Regions from separate parts of the Mus musculus genome. Here region 1 is linked to region 2. The links are chromatin loops, found by intact Hi-C in ENCODE. Cell type or tissue: left cerebral cortex. All regions are shown on one strand. Each heading gives the region's core, and the rest is flanking DNA. Links, peaks and the distances in the headings are about the cores only. Region 1 has its middle 18 kb from the start of Foxj2. Region 2 holds the start of Slc2a3 (solute carrier family 2 (facilitated glucose transporter), member 3).

Region 1 (8,414 bases), core at 150-8,149, 62 kb after region 2:
GTGGGAACATGTTAAGCCTGTTGACTGAAGCAGTGATGGGCTCTCCTGTCATCATTTATATGTTTTTAATTATCAAGACAAAAGGCGTTCACGAAGGTGGTAAATATGGAGATTATCAACAGTAGCACAACAATTTGATACCAGTCTGACATTAATCTTAATACTCACATTATGTTTGCTGCTCTCCATCTCTCTATTGTAGCAAGACTTGATCCTTCTTCAAATTTCTCTTCAAGGCACAGCTTCCTGTAAATTGCAATTGGTCATTAGTTATTTAGTTATTCATTCTATCTAATTAAGTTTCCTGAAAGAAGAGCTCGTGAGTTATCTCCTAGACAAATGGGCACTGTGACACCGGAGGTGAGTTTTCATACATTCTAATGATACATTAGAATAACTTGGGCTGGAGAGATGGCTCTGTGGGTAAGAACACTGCCTGTTCTTCCAGAGGTTCAATTCCCAGCAACTACATGGTGGCTCACAACCATCTGTAATGGGATCTGGCGCCCTCTTCTGGTGTGTCTGAAGACAGCTACAGTGTACTCATACATAAAATAAATAAATCTTAAAAAAAAAAAAAATTTCTGGGAACCTTGTTCAATCGCCAGAGATTGTGGAGGGGCTAACAAGTGAAGGGTACTGGATGAAGGAAAGAAAAAGATGGTTAAATATGCTAAAAAAAACAAACAAACAAAAAAAACAAAACAAAAAAAACCTCTAGATTTTGAGCCATTACATGTCACCAACTGGCAGTTTCTCCATCTGCAAAATGGACAGGAAGTGAGCTAGGTGACCTTGCTGGCACCAATTCTGCCATTTTCTTCTTTTTTTTATGGTTTATGTTACTTTTTATGTAGATTAGAGTCTTGCCTTTATGTATGCATGTTTACGGTATAGATGCTCAGTGCCCAGGGAGGTCACAAGAAAGTGCAAAGGTGTCAGATCCAGAACCGGAATTACCATGGATGGTTGTGAGCCACCATGGGGTGCTGGGAACTGAACTTAGGTCCTCTGCAAGAGCAGCCAGTGCTCCAACCACTGAGCCGTCTCTCTACCATCACAAATTCTGTAATTTAATACAGCTTATTCATCATGTAAGAATTACAGTATTTGAAGAGTTACAACTGAAGACCTCAGAATACTTAGAGATTTGGCTATGCTTTGATACGACCAATAGTCTGTGATTGGCATCTCTCCCTTGAGAAGCCCATACTCACTCTTAAGTGCATCTTTTTTTCTCTTAACCCTACTGCTTAAAAGTTATATTGAAATCTTTTAAAAATCAAACAAACCCAGCTCTGCTTCAATAGCCTCTTTTCTTGTATAGATGCCTCTACAGTATAGAATAATCCTATAGTATTCTACCACATGGCTGTAATATGTTATTTATCCATTCACTTTTTTTAAAAGATTTATTTATTATATGTAAGTACACTGTAGCTGTCTTCAGACATTCTAGAAGAGGGAGTCAGATATCGTTAAGGATGGTTGTGAGCCACCATGTGGTTGTTGGGATTTGAACTCAGGACCTCTGGAAGAACAAGTCAGTGCTCTTAACCGCTGAGCCATCTTTCCAGCCCCCTCCATTCACTTTTTGTTGATGAACATTTGTGTTGCTTCTAGTTTTCAACGATTGCAAATAAATTTAACTATGAACAACAACAGGTTTAAAGTATCTGAAATAGCCAGTGTCACACTCCTTTAATCCTGCCACTGAGAAGGGTGAGTTCGAGGTCAGCCAGGTCTACATAGAGAATTTCAGGACAGCCAGGACTACACAGTGAGACTCTGTATCTAAAATGACAAAACAGGACATTGGAAAGCATCTGCCTCTTTTCACTCTCACCCTCGTTCAGACCATTTCAGTGAGTAGCAACAGTCAGACATCATGGTTCTGCTTAGGGGGCTGTCAACATCACCATGTCTGCTTTCTCTACCCTCCTTCTCCTGACATGGACAGGTTGCCTTGAAGGCTAGCTGAGATGAAGTAAGTAAAAATACTAGCTTGGGGGGCTGGAGAGATGGCTCAGTGGTTAAGGGCACCAACTGCTCCTCCAGAGGTCCTGAGTTCAAGTCCCAGCAACCACATGGTGGCTCACAACCATCCGTAATGCTCTCTGGTGCATCTGAAGAGAGTAATAGTGGTGCACTTCTATGCATGAAAGAAAGAAAGAAAGAAAGAAAGAAAGAAAGAAAGAAAGAAAGAAAGAAAGAAAGAAAGAGTAGGCTGGAGAGATGGCTCAGCGGGTAAGAACACTGACTACTCTTTTGAAGGTCCTGAGTTCAAATTTCAGCAACCACATGGTGGCTCACAACCATCTGTAATGAGATCTGATGCCCTCTTCTGGAGTGTCTGAAGACAGCTACAGTGTACTTACATATAATAAATAAATCTTTTTTAAAAATTAAAAAAATAAATAATAAATAAATCTTTAAAAATATATACTATCTTGGTTGGAGACTTTGGCCACACCATCTTACCCTCTCATACTTCTTCTTCTTCCTTCCTTTGCTGAACCAGTGTGCATGGCTAGTTAAACAACCTGTCTGGCTTCAGCTTCCCAGGTCCTGGGACTGAGGGCATAGGCTGCCAGTCTGTGACAAAGATCTCTTTGCCTTTTCTAGTCTTTTGATCCCTTCCTCATCTCTTTCTCCTGAGAACTCCCTCTTACCTTCTGTGTCACTCTTATTTTGGAAAAACAAAATAAACACAGAACAGCTCCACGGGGCCCTTCCACTTCAAATAAATATGTTTTTCTTTAAAAGTGAGGTTCTGGGGCTGGAGAGATGGCTCAGTGGTTAAGAGCACTGACTGCTCTTCCGGAGGTCCTGTGTTCAAATCCCAGCAACCACATGGTGGCTCACAACCATCTATAACAAAACCTGATTCCTTCTTCTGGTGTCTGAAGACAGCTACAGTGTACTTACATACAATAAATCTTTTTTTAAAAAAAAAAGTGAGGTTCTGGCACTGGCAAGATAGTTCAGCGGGTGAGGTTGCTTGCTGCTAAGCCTAACAACCTGAATTCGATCTCTGGAACCCAACAAATCCTACAAATTACAGGGAGACCACACACACACACACACACACACACACACACACACACACACACACACACACACGGGTGGGGGTGGGTAATATAGCTGAGCAGGGGAACACTAACCTAGCATGTGGTCAGTCCCCAGTAGTCGTGAAAAAAAAAAAAAAAAAAAAAAAAAAACTAAAGTGATTAACTCACAGAATAGCTCTTTATGCTTATGTATTAAACCGGGAGAAACTAAGACCATTTTGCCCAGTAGCCTTTCATCCTTTCTCAAACACTTAGGGAGTAAGTCACTTACTGAATTACCCACAAATTTGCTAAGAAAAAAAATATCCCTCTGGCTTAAGACCCTAGCAGACATCTTTCATGGCTAACACAATTCCTTCCTCTCCGCGGACCAGTTCCCTCTGTTTGGATTCACTCTGGGTTCACTCTCAGTAGTTCCTCTCAGACAAACCACTTTCTCTACCCCGCACTTGGCAGAACACACAGTTCTGTCCTGATTCCTTCACCCGTTACATTTCCCTTGAGAAGATGTACAGGCCTGTAATTTTAGGTGCTCTGGAGGCTTATGTAAGAGGATCTACAGTTCCAGTCCAGTCGGAGTTACCCGGGGTAGTTCAAGGCCGGAGAGAGCCCCTGTCTCAAAAAGTAACAAGGGAGGGGATGTAGCTCAGTGGTGTAGCTCCTTCCTGGCTTGACCGAGTCGATAGTTTCCGTCCTCACTTACAAAGACTTCCCCGGCTACCATCTACTCATTTGTCTAGGATGTGAGGTCCGGGAGGGCGGGTCTTTTGGCCATGTGCTTGGCCGAGGGCCCTGGGTTCCTGTTAGGATGCTCAGTGAACACCAACAGGGGCGATTCCGAACCACCCTCCACCCACCTCGGCTTCCCGCCTCTCACCCACCATCCCCGCAGCTGCCCGGTGCCGAGCTCCGCCCAACCGCCCGCTTCGCAGCCCGGCTCTGCTCCGGGCGCCGCGCCGGAGTGACAGCACCGCCGCCACCGCCACCGTCGCAGCCGTTAGCCCCGCGCCGTCGCCAGCCCGCTTTCCGTTCGGAAGGGTCCGTTGACGGAGGAAAACGTGCCCGGCGCTCGCTTGCTCGCTCCGTCCACCCTGCACGCTCCACTTACGGCGAAAGCAAGGGTCCCTTCCAGGGCGGCCTGTCGCCTGCGTCCTGCTCCTCACCTGGCCACCAACCGATCAGGCGTAGTCTGGGGTCCCCGAACGTGTCAGCGCCCTGAGGCTTCACGTCCTGGGCCCCGCCATCCTCCGTGCCTCCCTTAAGAGGGAGTTGACATTGCTGCTTTAAGAGATACGGAACCCCCTCGCGCCTCTACTCCCCCAGGAGGGCGCAGAGCGGGTTCCGTGGAAGGAGCTGGTGAGCCCCTTCACAGCCCATGTGTTCCCCTTCGTCTTCAAAAGGACTCCGGTGCGGGTTTGGCGCTTTGGTATCATAAAGGTCTGCTACCCCGCTGGTGTCTTGTCAAGCAGACAACACGGCTAGGTTTGGGAGGCGGAAGGCCAGGCTTGCAGTAACTGCTGGCTCAAGTCAGCAAGATAACGTGACTTTTGAGGAGTGTGGAGGAGCTGGGGCTGGCAGGGTTTTCATAAAGATCAAGAACTGCACCTCTCAAAAAGGGTATTTGCAGTGAACGAACACGCGTGTGCAAAGGTGTGCACGTGAGTAAATCGCTAGGGAACTTCAAATTAAAGCTCCTTATGCCAGTAGGCACACACCGGAAGGCTGAGACAAGGGAGAAGGGAGGGGAAAGAAAGGAATGCCAAGCAAGCATCAGAGAATAGGACAGTCATACATTATTCTGGATTTTTTTTTAAAGATAAGGTCTTTATATAGCTCAGGGTGGCCCCAAACTCGCTGTGTAGTTGAGTCTGTCCTTAAATTCCTGATCATCCTGTAGGGTAAAAGAGCCCAAATCAGGGCCAAGAAAAAGAAGTCCACCAATCTCTGAACAGGAAACCTTACCAAGTCCAAGATCAGGAATTGAAATCCCACCAGTCTCCACCCTAGAAAGCCCCACCCTCCCCCATAATCCCTATATAAACCTTGTTTTCTGCTCACTTCCCTGTAACTTCACTCCTGAGCAGAGGCAGCCTCCCTCCGAGATTATCCCCTCCCAATAAATCTCTTTTTTGGGGTGGGGGGTGGGGTGGGGGTGGACAGGGAGGTTTCGAGACAGGGTTTCTCTGTGTAGCCCTGGCTGTCCTGGAACTCACTCTGTAGACCAGACTGGCCTCAAACTCAGAAATCCACTTGCCTCTGCCTCCCAAGTGCCAGGATTAAAGGTATGCGCCACCACTGCCGGGCTTCCAATATATCTCTTATGTGAAGTTTGTTGTGCAGTGTAACCTTGTGGTAGTCCTTGGCTCCCAATCGCCAGGATACCTTTCAGAGCAGAGTATAACAGTTTTTGCTGGGGAAAACTTCCTCAGCTAGAGCAGAGATGTAACACTTTTTTTGGGAGACCTTCCCCCAGCACAGGAGCAGAACGGTAGTAACTTCTGTAGGAGAAGCCTTGGAGCAGAGCTGTAACACTTATAGGAGAAACCTTTCCTTTTAGAGCTGCAGCAATCCTGAATACCAGGTAACAAGTATGGCCCACCACACTTGGCTTTGGTTTTGCCATTTTATTAAAAAAAAAAAGATTTCTCTCTCTCTCCCCCTCCCCCCTCTCTCCCTCCCTCTCTCCCTTCCTTTCCCTCCTTCTCTCCCTCTCCGTCTCTTCCTGCTTCCCTCCTTCCCTCCCTCTTGTCCTGGAAGAGCACCAAGTGCTTTGAACAGCTGAGCCATGTCTCCAGCTCTGGTTTTGGCTTTTTCTTTGGACAGGGTCTTACTCTGTGCCACAGACTAGCCTTGAACTAGTAGCAATCCTCCTGTCTCAGTCTTAAGTGCTGGCCTCAAACTCAGAACCACCACATATAGTTCATACATTGTTAATGGGTATGTAAATGGATAAATGGGACCCCCCCAAATGTTTGGAAAGCTGGCAATATTTATCGAAACAACATATGTCTACACTATGTCACTCTGATTCTGTTTCACATGTCTATTCATTCATCAGAAATCATACAATTCAAAAAATAGATGTTAGAATATTTGTTACAAGGTCATTGGCTTTTTTTTTTTTTTTTTTTTTTTTTTTTTGAGATAGGGTCTCTCTGTGTATCCTTAGACCAGGCTGGCCTTAATCTCAGAGATCTGCCTGCCTCTACCTCCCTTATGCTGGGATTAAAGGCATGTGCCACCACTGACTGGCTCTTGACTCTTATTTATTAATACATTTATGAGGAGGCATGTGTGGAAGTCAGAAGACATTCTGTGAGAGTTGGTTTTCGCCTTTTACCACAGGGGTTTGGAGTATCAGCCTGGGTCATCAGGCAGGGCAGAAGGTGCCTTTCCCTGCTAAGCTATCGCACAGCCTTAGTTCTTGCCTTCTTGAAAGAACTGAGTTAAGAGACATATACCATTCAATCAGAAGTTCACCTAGCAAAGCAAGCAGGCACTCCGATGAGAGATGGGGGTGGGCTACCACTAAGAACCTCGGAAGAGACTGGAGAACTGGCGGCATCATGGTGGGTACTGCACCATGGCTTCTTTTATGGAGGAAGGTCTAGGAGGAGAGGAGAGGTGGGAAACTGTGGTAGGGATGCAAAGTAGATGAATAAATAAATTTTAAAAGTTTCTATGACTATGAGGTAAGTGACATGCTCACAGGCTGAGGTATCACCCTATGGGGTGTACCTCCCTCACAGTCCCCTAAGAAAGGCCACAAGGCAGGGGGAGTCAAGACTTCACTGTGAACAGCAGTATGAGGCTGAGGTCTTGGAGGTTGGTACACACGTGCTTGAAAGTGCTCTGGTATCTTAGTTCTTGATATGGCAGGAACAGTCCATCTGCAGTTCGAGAATTAACCACAGAGGGGCACTGTGGTCATCAGGGACACAGCTTCCAAGATACAGCCATGGCTTTCTTGCTTATCTCATGTCTAACTGCTTTTTGAGACTTCTCAAGGTCCATCTATGACTCATGGTGCTTTGTCATTTGAGACATTCTAGTTAGCATTATTAATGGTTTTTCGAGATGCGGTTTCTCTGTAACAAGCCCCGGCTGTCCTGGAACTCGCTTTGTAGGCCAGGCTGACAGAGATCCACCTGCCTTTGCCTCTTGAGTGCTGGTATCAAAGGCATGCGCCACCACACCTGGCCTTTGTTATTTATTTTTTTAAATTGAACCTTTATCATGAAACCTGGAGCTAGGGCTGGAGAGATGGCTCAGTGGTTAGAGCACTGGTTGTTGTTCCAGAGGTCCTGAGTTCAATTCCCAGCAACCACATAGTGGCTCACAACCATCTGTAATGAGATCTGATGCCTTGTAGTGTGTTGAAGACAGTGACAGTGTACTTATATATACAAAATCTTTTTTTTTTTAAAGAAATATGCACTACAGTTACTTGGGAGCAAAGAGGGCATAAAATAGCTCCTTCCCCCAAGAATCACATTTATGGTGCTCTTAAATGCTGAGCCATCTCTCTAGCCCTTTTTTTTTTTTTTTTCTAAATAGGGTTTCTCTATGTAGCCCTAGCTGTCCCAGAACTCCATCTGTAGACCAGGCTGGCCTCGAACTCAGAGATCCACCTGCCTTTGCCTCCCAAGTGCTGGGATTAAAGGCGTGCACCATCACTGCCCGGACCTAATTTTTTTAAAAAAGAGATTTATATGAGTGTTTACTTTGCTGTATGTATGAGCACCACATGTATGTCTGGTGACCAAGAAGGCAAGAGGAGGGTGTCAAGATCTTGCACTCCACTCACAGCTAGTTGCTGCCATGAAGCAGACCTCTGCAAGAGGAGCAAGTACTCTGGGCCTCTGAGTCATCTCTGCAGCCCCCTGATTATTTTTGAGACATGGTCTCTCTCATATAGAAAGATGTGGGTGGCCAGGAATTCTCTATGTAGACCAGGTATCCTCAAACTCAGACTTGCCTGCCTCTGCCTCCTGAGTGCTAAGATTAAAAGCATGTGCCACTACATCTGGCTCCCCTAATTTTCCTTTTAAAAAAAAAATTACATTGGGCTGGAGAGATGGCTCAGCAGTTAAGCACACTGACTGTTCTTCTGGACGTCCTGAGTTCAAATCCCAGCAACCATATGGTGGATCACAACCATCCATAATGAGATCGGATGCCCTCTTCTGGTGTGTCTGAAGACAGCTTCAGTGTACTTACATATAATAAAGAAATCTTTTAAAAAAAATTTACAGTTATACGTGTGTGAGTGCCTGAGTACACAGGTCTTATAATATGGGTATGGAGGTCAGAGGACAATTTGCAAGAGTCACTTCTTTTTTT
Region 2 (8,414 bases), core at 155-8,154:
ACCTAAAACATCCATCCATCTTTACTAGTCTTCCTACTTCATTCTCAGGTCCTGACTCAGACAGCAGGGTCAGAACACGGTCAAAAGAATGACCAAGGGCTCAGCGGATAAGAGCACTGACTGCTTTTCCAAAGGTCCTGAGTTCAAATCCCAGCAACCACATGGTGGCTCACAATTACCCATAATGAGATCTGATGCCCTCTTCTGGTGTATTTGAAGACAGCTATGGTGTACTTCTATATAATAATAAATAAATCTTAGGAAAAAAAAGATGTGTACCTACAAGAAAATTAAAAAAAAAAAATCCACATCCTGGATTGTTCCTGGGTGTGATTTTGTGCCTCCGATGCAAACATTTACATTCAATTTATGCTTATTCTTGTTGGATGTCAGAACACAGCTATAGAACCCACTCTGGTCAGTGTGCCCTGCATCTGGACATGGCCTCCTGCCTCGCTTTCATGCTTTCCCAGATATCATCTATAGTACGCACCAGGCAATTGTGTTTAAGTTGGTCTGTCCTGAGGAAGCTCTGAGAAAGGGCTGTGCTGTTAGGTTAATATTTAGTATGCTCTCACTGGTGTTCATTTACATGTTCATCTGAACTCAAACGACCTTCTTTGTCACATCCGTGTATATAAGGTACACACACTGAAAATGAAGTAAGGTTGTGCACAGCAATAGACTATAGGTCTTTCAGGTCCGCAGATCCCTGGTCTCCCAGACACAGAGCTGCCCGGGTCAGCAAAAGTCCACAATCAGAAAACTCTTCCTGCACATGGAGATCCAGGCAAGGGGGGCGACAAGAAACACACCCAATGTCCTCACCCTTAACCACGCACAGAACCACGCTCCTGAGGCGACAAGCAAGCAGCACTTACTCTCTGTAGCTTGGTCTTCCTCCTTTTTGTTAATGAGCAAGAATCTTGGACTCTCAGGGCAAAATGGAAGGGCTGCGCTTTGCAGGATAGCTGGAATGATGGTTAAGCCAAGGAGCCCAGGCCACAGTTCTTCAGAGCCCAGAATAAAGTCCAAACCAAAGATCTTAGATGCAGACAAAGAGAAATGTTTAACCTCAATTGTATTTCTATGCCATAATTGCACCATTAAAAAAAAAAATCACGTATCCTTTTACCATAAATAGGAAAGAGAAAACAAATTGTTTCTATTTCTTTCTGGGCCCTGCCTGTATCATTAGGTACCGTATGAACTACAGTAATATCTGAAACATGTACATATAAATACACAATTGAACACATGCCAGATCTAGATAGAGTGCTTCACGTATGTCAGTTCATTCATGGCGCACAGAGCTAGCTAGCGTCCATTATTATTATAATACATAAAACTGTAAGGGTACCTGAGCTACCAGAATCCCAACAACGATGCCCAGCTGGTTTAGTGTGCCAAATGCACCCCGAAGGGCAGTGGGAGACACCTCTCCAATGTACATAGGCACAAAGCCCGTGCACAGGCCACAGAAAATGCCAATGAGTAAGCGGCCCAGGATCAGCATTTCAACAGACTCCGCTATCTTGGCGAATCCCATAAGGCAGCCCGCAATGATGGCCAGCAAGTTGACTAGAAGCATAGAGTTGCGTCTGCAAGGTTAAAGACAAAGTGGTTAGTAACGCGCGCGCGAGAGAGATCCCCTGTCTGTCTCTCCTCATCCTTTTGCTCTTCTGAAGCCTCCGTAGATGTCAATCTCTTTCCTTTTTGCTGCTGTGGGCTTGTGGACTTGAGGGACCCTCCTCACCACTTCGCTATACCTTAGGGTTTCTTTTTATTCTGTACTGTGTTTGTGTTTGAGTGTCCAGGTGCCAGTGTGCCACAGGGCACATGTGGAGTTCAGAGGACAACCTTTGTGGCTGGCTGGAGTTGGTTCTCTTTCCACTTTTATGTGGATCCCGAGGACTTACACACCTCAGGTCATCGGCTTCATGACACAGGCTTCTCCGTACTGAGCTACCGTGCCAGCCCCATTTTATCACATTTCATTACAGAACTCATACTGCAAAGACGGTCGGATATTTAGGACAATTTTTTTTAATCCTTTCCTGAATCCTCAAAAGGTCTGTGTCAAGTAGTTAAGGGCTAGTTAGTACTAATCAGTACTGAAACTGGTGTGACTAATGCTTTATAAGCTAAGCTGGCAGCAGAGCCACTGACACAGCTGAGACAGAAGAGACTAGCCCTGAGAACCTTCAGTGGCTGAGGGGCCTTGGGATTCTGGCGGTAAAAGGTCCCGCTGTGCAGCCCAGGTTAGCCCCAAACCTGCTTGGCCTCCTGAGCACCACCATGCCCAGCGGACCTGTGAGATTCTTTGCTCAAATAGACTAATAAACTATAAAGGGAGCTGGGAAAATGTCGACACATAGTTCCCATGCCCTAGGGACCCACTTAATTGTCTCAGAGTACGAGGTATCCCTGGGACTCCTGAGTGTGCAGCCAAGATGCACAAATACCATTAAGAGGGGAAAAAAATTTAAAACTCTTAAGTTAAAATTTAAAAAGTTACGACAAGTTGTGGTCCCAGCACTCCCGAGGCAGAGGCAGATTGATCTCTGAGTTCAAGGCCAGCCTGGTCTAAGGACAGCCATGGCTACAAAAAACCTTGTCTTAACAAAAACAAAACCCCCCAAAAAACAAAACAAACAAATGAAAACAAACAAACAAACAAACAAACAAAAAACCCAAAACACCTCTTTTTCCATTCTCTTCTTTAGTGAGGTTCTTTGTCTAAAGGGAAAAAGTCACTGGAGTCTGAGTCATGAGACACCATTAAAAATACCAAAATAGTGGGCTGGAGAGATGGCTCGGTGGTTAAGAGCACTGACTGCTCTTTCAGAGGTCCTCCTGAGTTCAGTTCTCAGCAATCACATGGTGACTCACAACCAACTGTAATGGGGTCTGATGCCCTCTTCTGCTGTGTCTTAAGACAGCTGCAGTGTACTCATAAAGTAAATAAATTTAAAAACATAAAAACAAAATAACAGATAAGCATTATCCAATAATAGGTTTGCTTTACTAATTACCATGATTTCAATTTACATGTCTAGAATATATAAATTTAACTTTTTAAGATAACGAAGTTTTTCACTTTAATTGTGTTTGCGTGTGGCAAGATGTATATTCCACAGAGAGCATGTGCTATATTGTTTGTGGAGGTCATCAGAGTTCAACTCATGTAGGTAGGTTCTTTCCTTCTACCTGTGGATTCCAGGCTGGCCCCAACCCATAATCCCCGTGCCTGAGTCTCTGGGGTGCTAGCATTGTGTGTTTGCGCTGTCTTGCCCGGCTGAGTATCTTATGTGACTTTGACTCCATTACCAGTCATCTCTGGAAGCATATGACCCTTAAGACATGGTACTATATCAATCAATGTCTCTTTGGGGAGGGAAATCAAGTTATTTAGCCATCATTTACATTTTCCACATGGCAAGGGCTGCAGAAAGTATTTATTTATTTATTTTTTAAAAGGCGTGCGCCACCACGCCCAGCTAAGATTTATTTATTTTTATTATATGTAAGTACACTGTAGCTGTCTTCAGACACTCCAGAAGAGGGAGTCAGATCTCATTACGGATGGTTGTGAGCCACCATGTGGTTGCTGGGATTTGAACTTCAGACCTTCGGAAGAGCAGTCGAGTGCTCTTACCCACTGAGCCATCTCACCAGCCCGAAAATATTTATTTTATAAAATAATGAAAAGACTTCCAAGAAGTCTCCAAAAATTTCAGAAACAAAAATAACTTCTGGCTGGATGTCATGGCACCCAGGAAGCAGAGGCAGGCGGCTGGACCTCCGAGTTTGATAGAGGCCAGCCTGGTCTACACAGTTAGCCAGTGACTGCCTTGGGGGTGGGGTGGGAGGGAGAAGCAACCTTTGTCCTTAAAAGAAGTTTAAGGAACTCCGTTGCTGACCTCACTCTAGCAAAATTAAACCAGCCTGGGAGCTAAAATGGGAACTTCCGAGAGCAAGGTCTCACATCGCAGCTCTCTAGGCAGGTGGACTAGCTTTCCCCAAGGATAACCCAACACGTTCCCACACAGCATTATCCCCCTGACCCGATGTGCTCTGCTGTCTTTCGGGTAACCAGTGCAGGCAGACTCCTGGCCCAGTGTCTGCTCAGTACCTGCCAAAGCGGTTGACAAAGAGTCCAACAGAAAAAGAGCCAATCATGCCACCAACAGAGAAGATGGCCACACATAAGGACCAGAGGGCAGTCAGCAGTCCCTCACTTGGTAGGTCTTCTAACCGCTCTTCCAAAGTGTAGTTAAGAAAGTCCTTTAGGATCTGCACGAAAAAATGCACAGTGTGAGGACAGACCATTAAATCTCGATGAGAGTAGTAGGCAAATCCTAGGGTGGCTTCCTTAGAGGCCAGGATCAGGAGGGAGGAAAGGCACGTGCTTTGAAAAGGGCATCACCCTAAACGTCCAGTAGGTGGCAGCACAGATGTTCAAAGGGGCACCCCACCCAGTCACGACTTCCCACGTTCTTAGGAATCCCTAAAGAATAATATAGGAAAAGGATCACAACTCGGTGAGGGGGCAGAGCCTGAGGAGCAAAGAGCTTGCCTTAGCTTCTTCCACAGTGTGCTAGCCCTCCCCCACCTTAGCCAGGCATCTTAAAGTCCCAGTCCTACTTAAAACTCAGTTTGCAATCCCTTTTCATTTCGGCACACTCACTGTCTCAGGTGCATTGATGACTCCAGTGTTGTAGCCAAACTGGAAAGAGCCGATCGTGGCAACAGTCACGGCGAACACCAGAGATGGGGTCACCTGGAGAGCAAGCAGACAAGGGGAAATGCTTACACACTTTGACCAGTGACATTCTTTCCCTTCCCAAGGATGCCTGCTTGGAGTCCATCTTAAGGCATTTCTCCTGCCTTTGCTTAGAATGCCAGGATTTCAGGCGCATTTGGAGAGAAAGACCTAAAAAGGAATTTAAGTCAATTCTCTTGGCCTCATCTACATAGCTAGTACCAGGCCAGCCAGGCTACACAGTGAGACCCTGTCTCAAAAAACAAAAACAAAAAAAAAAAAAAACCGAAAAGCAAAAACAAGACCATTTCACCAGCCGGACTAGGGTGGTGAACAACTGTAATCCTAGAACCCTAGGATCCTGAGTTCAAAGTCCGCCTGAACTAAATTTCTCAAAAAGAAAAGGCAACCAAAAACGTCACCAGATAGACACAGGTATCTGACTGCCCTAGGGAACGGTGAATGCAGGGTTGTGGAATACTATCGGTGAGTTCATGGCTAGTCCAGGCTTACAGTGAGATCTTGTCTCAAAACATAAAACATAACAGACCCAAACCCCTCAAAGCATAGAGGGCAGAACCAGACTCCATGTGGGTCCACCACGCCTCACAGACTGTAGAGGCCAGAACAGGAGCAGGAAGGAGCAGCCACACCAGCATGGTAGATGGCAGGTGACCCCCTTCTCCCCCCGCACCACCCCCCCCCCGACCCCCAAGCACCGGAACTAACCGTGTGAATTCCTTTTTCTCCTCTCCCACCACCTGTTTCTCTCTCATCTCCTCTTCCTCTCTTTGAGAGGAGGTCCCACGCTCTGTACTCCAAGCTAACCTCAAGTCAGCTCCTCACTTCTCCTGCTTCAGCCTCTCAGGTTTGGAGTCACAGGTGCGAGGTGCTATGCTCAGATTTTTATTTTTCTTATCTCTAGACTACCCAACCCACCAGCAACATCCTGGGCCCTCTTGAGAGTCTTCCTGTTCTCTAAATATGGTACCATTCTCCGCCCAGCTGGCCAGAGCCTCTGCTCATTTTAAACACATTATTAGGAGCCATTTTTAGCAAGGGGGGATCAGGCAGACATCTCCTCACCTTGCTGGGAAATCACTCAAGCAGGCAGGGACATCTCAAAACTGGAGTCTGAGGCCGACCTATTTGGCCTGCTACAACCTCTTCACCTGTCCTTAAGTTCCTCTTAAGGTCACTCCCGGTGGCAGGCTGGGAGCGTCTAGCAGCGAGCTGACCTTCCCGGCAGCCTCCCAGTCTCTCGGTGGTTAAGTGCTGTCCCTTCCAGGCGAAGGCCCTTTCCTTGTTGTAAAACCCTCTTTACAGACATCCCCTCTTTTATCCTGATTTTTTTTTCACGGTCTCTTAATTTACTTAATTTCCAAGTTAATCTTCGTGGAAATGCCCTTTTCCTTACAAATACTGCCTTCCTCCCTCCGCCCACACTAACTCCGATACATCCTGCACTCACAACCATAGTAAGGACAACTGGACTTCCCTCCCCACAGTACCGGGAACCCAAGGACCGATAGCGGGATGCTGAACAGCAAACCCAAGCCAACCCCACGTCCTCTCAAGGTCTAAGCCTTTCCCAAGCCTTCCAGCTGGCTCCGAGACCCCCGCGGCCAAGTCCTACCCTCTTCGCTCTCATCACAGCTACCTCAAACACACCCGAGAGGCAAACAGCTTCTGAGGTGACTTTCACGTGCTAAGAAGGTGTCCGAGAGGATCCTCGTCAGGTAGGAGATGCCTAGAACGCTAACACTAGTATCGAATTGCTTGCTGGAGCTGATAAGAAAAGGCCTCCGTCCGGATGGCTCGGTGACTTAGGAGAAACCGGAGCACGGCGATCCGCACCACGACCTACCTCCGTGAGGACCCCAAACAAGCAAATAAAAACAACCAGCTCTTACCTTCGTTGTCCCCATGGTCCCAACCTAGTTCTCAAGTCTTAAGGTAGATCTAGAGGTATCCAGCCAATGTTCTCGGCAGCAAGTGTTCCTCGGGTCCTACAGAAGCCGCTCTCAGAAGGCTTAAGGACTATCACCGAAAGCATCACAGCCCGAAGCCCAGCCTACCTATTTATAATCTCTGCAAGGGGTGGAGCCTTCAACCTCCCACCCCCCAATCCTTAACCTGTGACCCCAGGAATTCAGTGACCTCTTATCTGATCTTCACCGCTCCACCCCCAGCCCCTGTCCTTTGCAATCAACCACCATCACCCACCCCCTCCTGCTTTTTACCACATCCTCCTCGTGGTTCTTTTTTTTTTCCCCTCAAAGCGCTTCCAAATTCCTTCCCCTTTTCAAGAGCCGACAGCCTTTTTGTTTCACAGAAAAAAATACTAAAACAAAGTTTGGAGGGCGGGCAAATTTGAAGGCAGTCGGGATGGAATCAGTCTAAACGCAGAGTAGAGTCAGTGCTGCTTTTAGTTGAAAGTCATCCAAGGAGCAGGAAGCAGAGAATTGATAATGCGTTTTCATTATAGGCTGGGTGTACTCGCCTTGAAGGAGGGAAAGGCGAGGCAGTCCAAGAAAACGCATCCAGGTGTGAAGGCAGCCTTCTTGACTTGAGGCTCCAAGAAGGATCAAGTGAAGTACACAGCCCCAATTCCTCACCACAGCATACGCCACCCCACCCATTGTGAATTCTGCCTCTCTCAGCTCTGTTTTGAGATTAACAGCATCTAGAAACACAACAAATATCTAATTCAACTTACAGATTTTTGCTGAGTGCATAGCTCTCAAGCGGGAAGAAAAAATTAAGAGCTGGGGTGGAGGTGTCTCGCAGTGGTATAGCACTTGCCGCGGCTCTAGGTTAAACCCCCAGAACAATCAGTCTAGGGTAACTGATTCTCATATAAGAAACGTTTGCTAACATACTATTACCTAGGGATTGTGTGTCTCTCGAAAGACAAACTTGAGACAAGTACTTCACTACCACACTGAAAGAAACCTAAAAAGTTGGGTACGCGAAAGGAGAGCTTACAGAGAGGCCTGCGATGGCCTGCAGGAGGCAGGCACATTTCAGGTGAGCTCCAGAGTGAAGCAGCTGAGCACGTGATAAACGTGTGACACTGAGGCTCTAGGCTCTGACTCCCGGTGCGGGGGAGGGAAGGCGACCCCTCCCCTGAAGAGTGATTTGGTATAGGCTCGAGGAAGGAAAGGCATCTTCAGTCCCTAGCTTTCTGGGCAGAGATCTAGACTGATGGACTGAACTGAAGCAAACCTGGTCCCTTTCTCCTTAAAGGAGGGTCTTTGCCAAATCGGATGCTTGCTGAGAAAACTGAGGTGGAGTGAACCGGACCGCGCAAGAAAATCATCCCCGAGGTTGCACCCCCTTGCTCTCGTCATTTTTCTTTCCTAGAAGCACTGAGTCGGAAGCGCCGTTTAATTACCACAGCAACTGAATCTAGCAGCTAAAGAAATAGTAAAGCCCAAAGGCCAGTGCCTGCCAGTAGAAAGAGAATCCAAGCCACTTGGTGCAACATTCCATTTTCCTGTAGCCACATTAGAAATAATGAAGGTTGTCAAGATGGCTTAGCAGGTAAAGGCACTTGCTGCCAAGTCTGGAGACCTGAGTTTCATCCCCACGACCCACACATGGTGTCAGGAGAAAACCAAGTCCACAAAGTTGTCCTCTTTTTGTT

Evidence for each region. A loop is a pair of places that touch in the nucleus more often than their neighbours do. Peaks named below come from ENCODE experiments on the same cell type or tissue, not always from the same donor. Only the 100,000 strongest peaks of a DNase experiment are listed, where the experiment ranks them.
Region 1: a loop joins it to region 2, with 4 times the contacts of the local background. A loop is called at or near these places in 5 of 42 quality-filtered maps.

The regions. Positions count from the first base shown.
Region 1 is chr6:122,797,634-122,806,047 of GRCm38, forward strand. It overlaps a transcript of Slc2a3 not described here. Among named protein-coding and RNA genes, the nearest start is that of Foxj2, 18 kb to the right of the region's middle. In left cerebral cortex, for the core only: CTCF peaks have their summits at 520 (motif pointing left) and 6,983; DNase peaks (open chromatin) are centred at 3,577, 3,823, 4,477 and 6,982; H3K4me3 peaks cover 1,816 bases; H3K27ac peaks cover 1,859 bases.
Region 2 is chr6:122,735,698-122,744,111 of GRCm38, forward strand. Slc2a3 (solute carrier family 2 (facilitated glucose transporter), member 3) reads right to left here and starts at 7,048. Exons shown (of 10, transcript NM_011401.4): 1 at 6,679-7,048; 2 at 4,691-4,783; 3 at 4,136-4,296; 4 at 1,361-1,601; 5 at 882-1,044. The coding sequence starts at 6,693. In left cerebral cortex, for the core only: CTCF peaks have their summits at 182 (motif pointing left), 4,433 (motif pointing right) and 7,799 (motif pointing right); DNase peaks (open chromatin) are centred at 4,468, 5,346, 5,716, 6,257 and 3 more places; H3K4me3 peaks cover 2,897 bases; H3K27ac peaks cover 2,532 bases.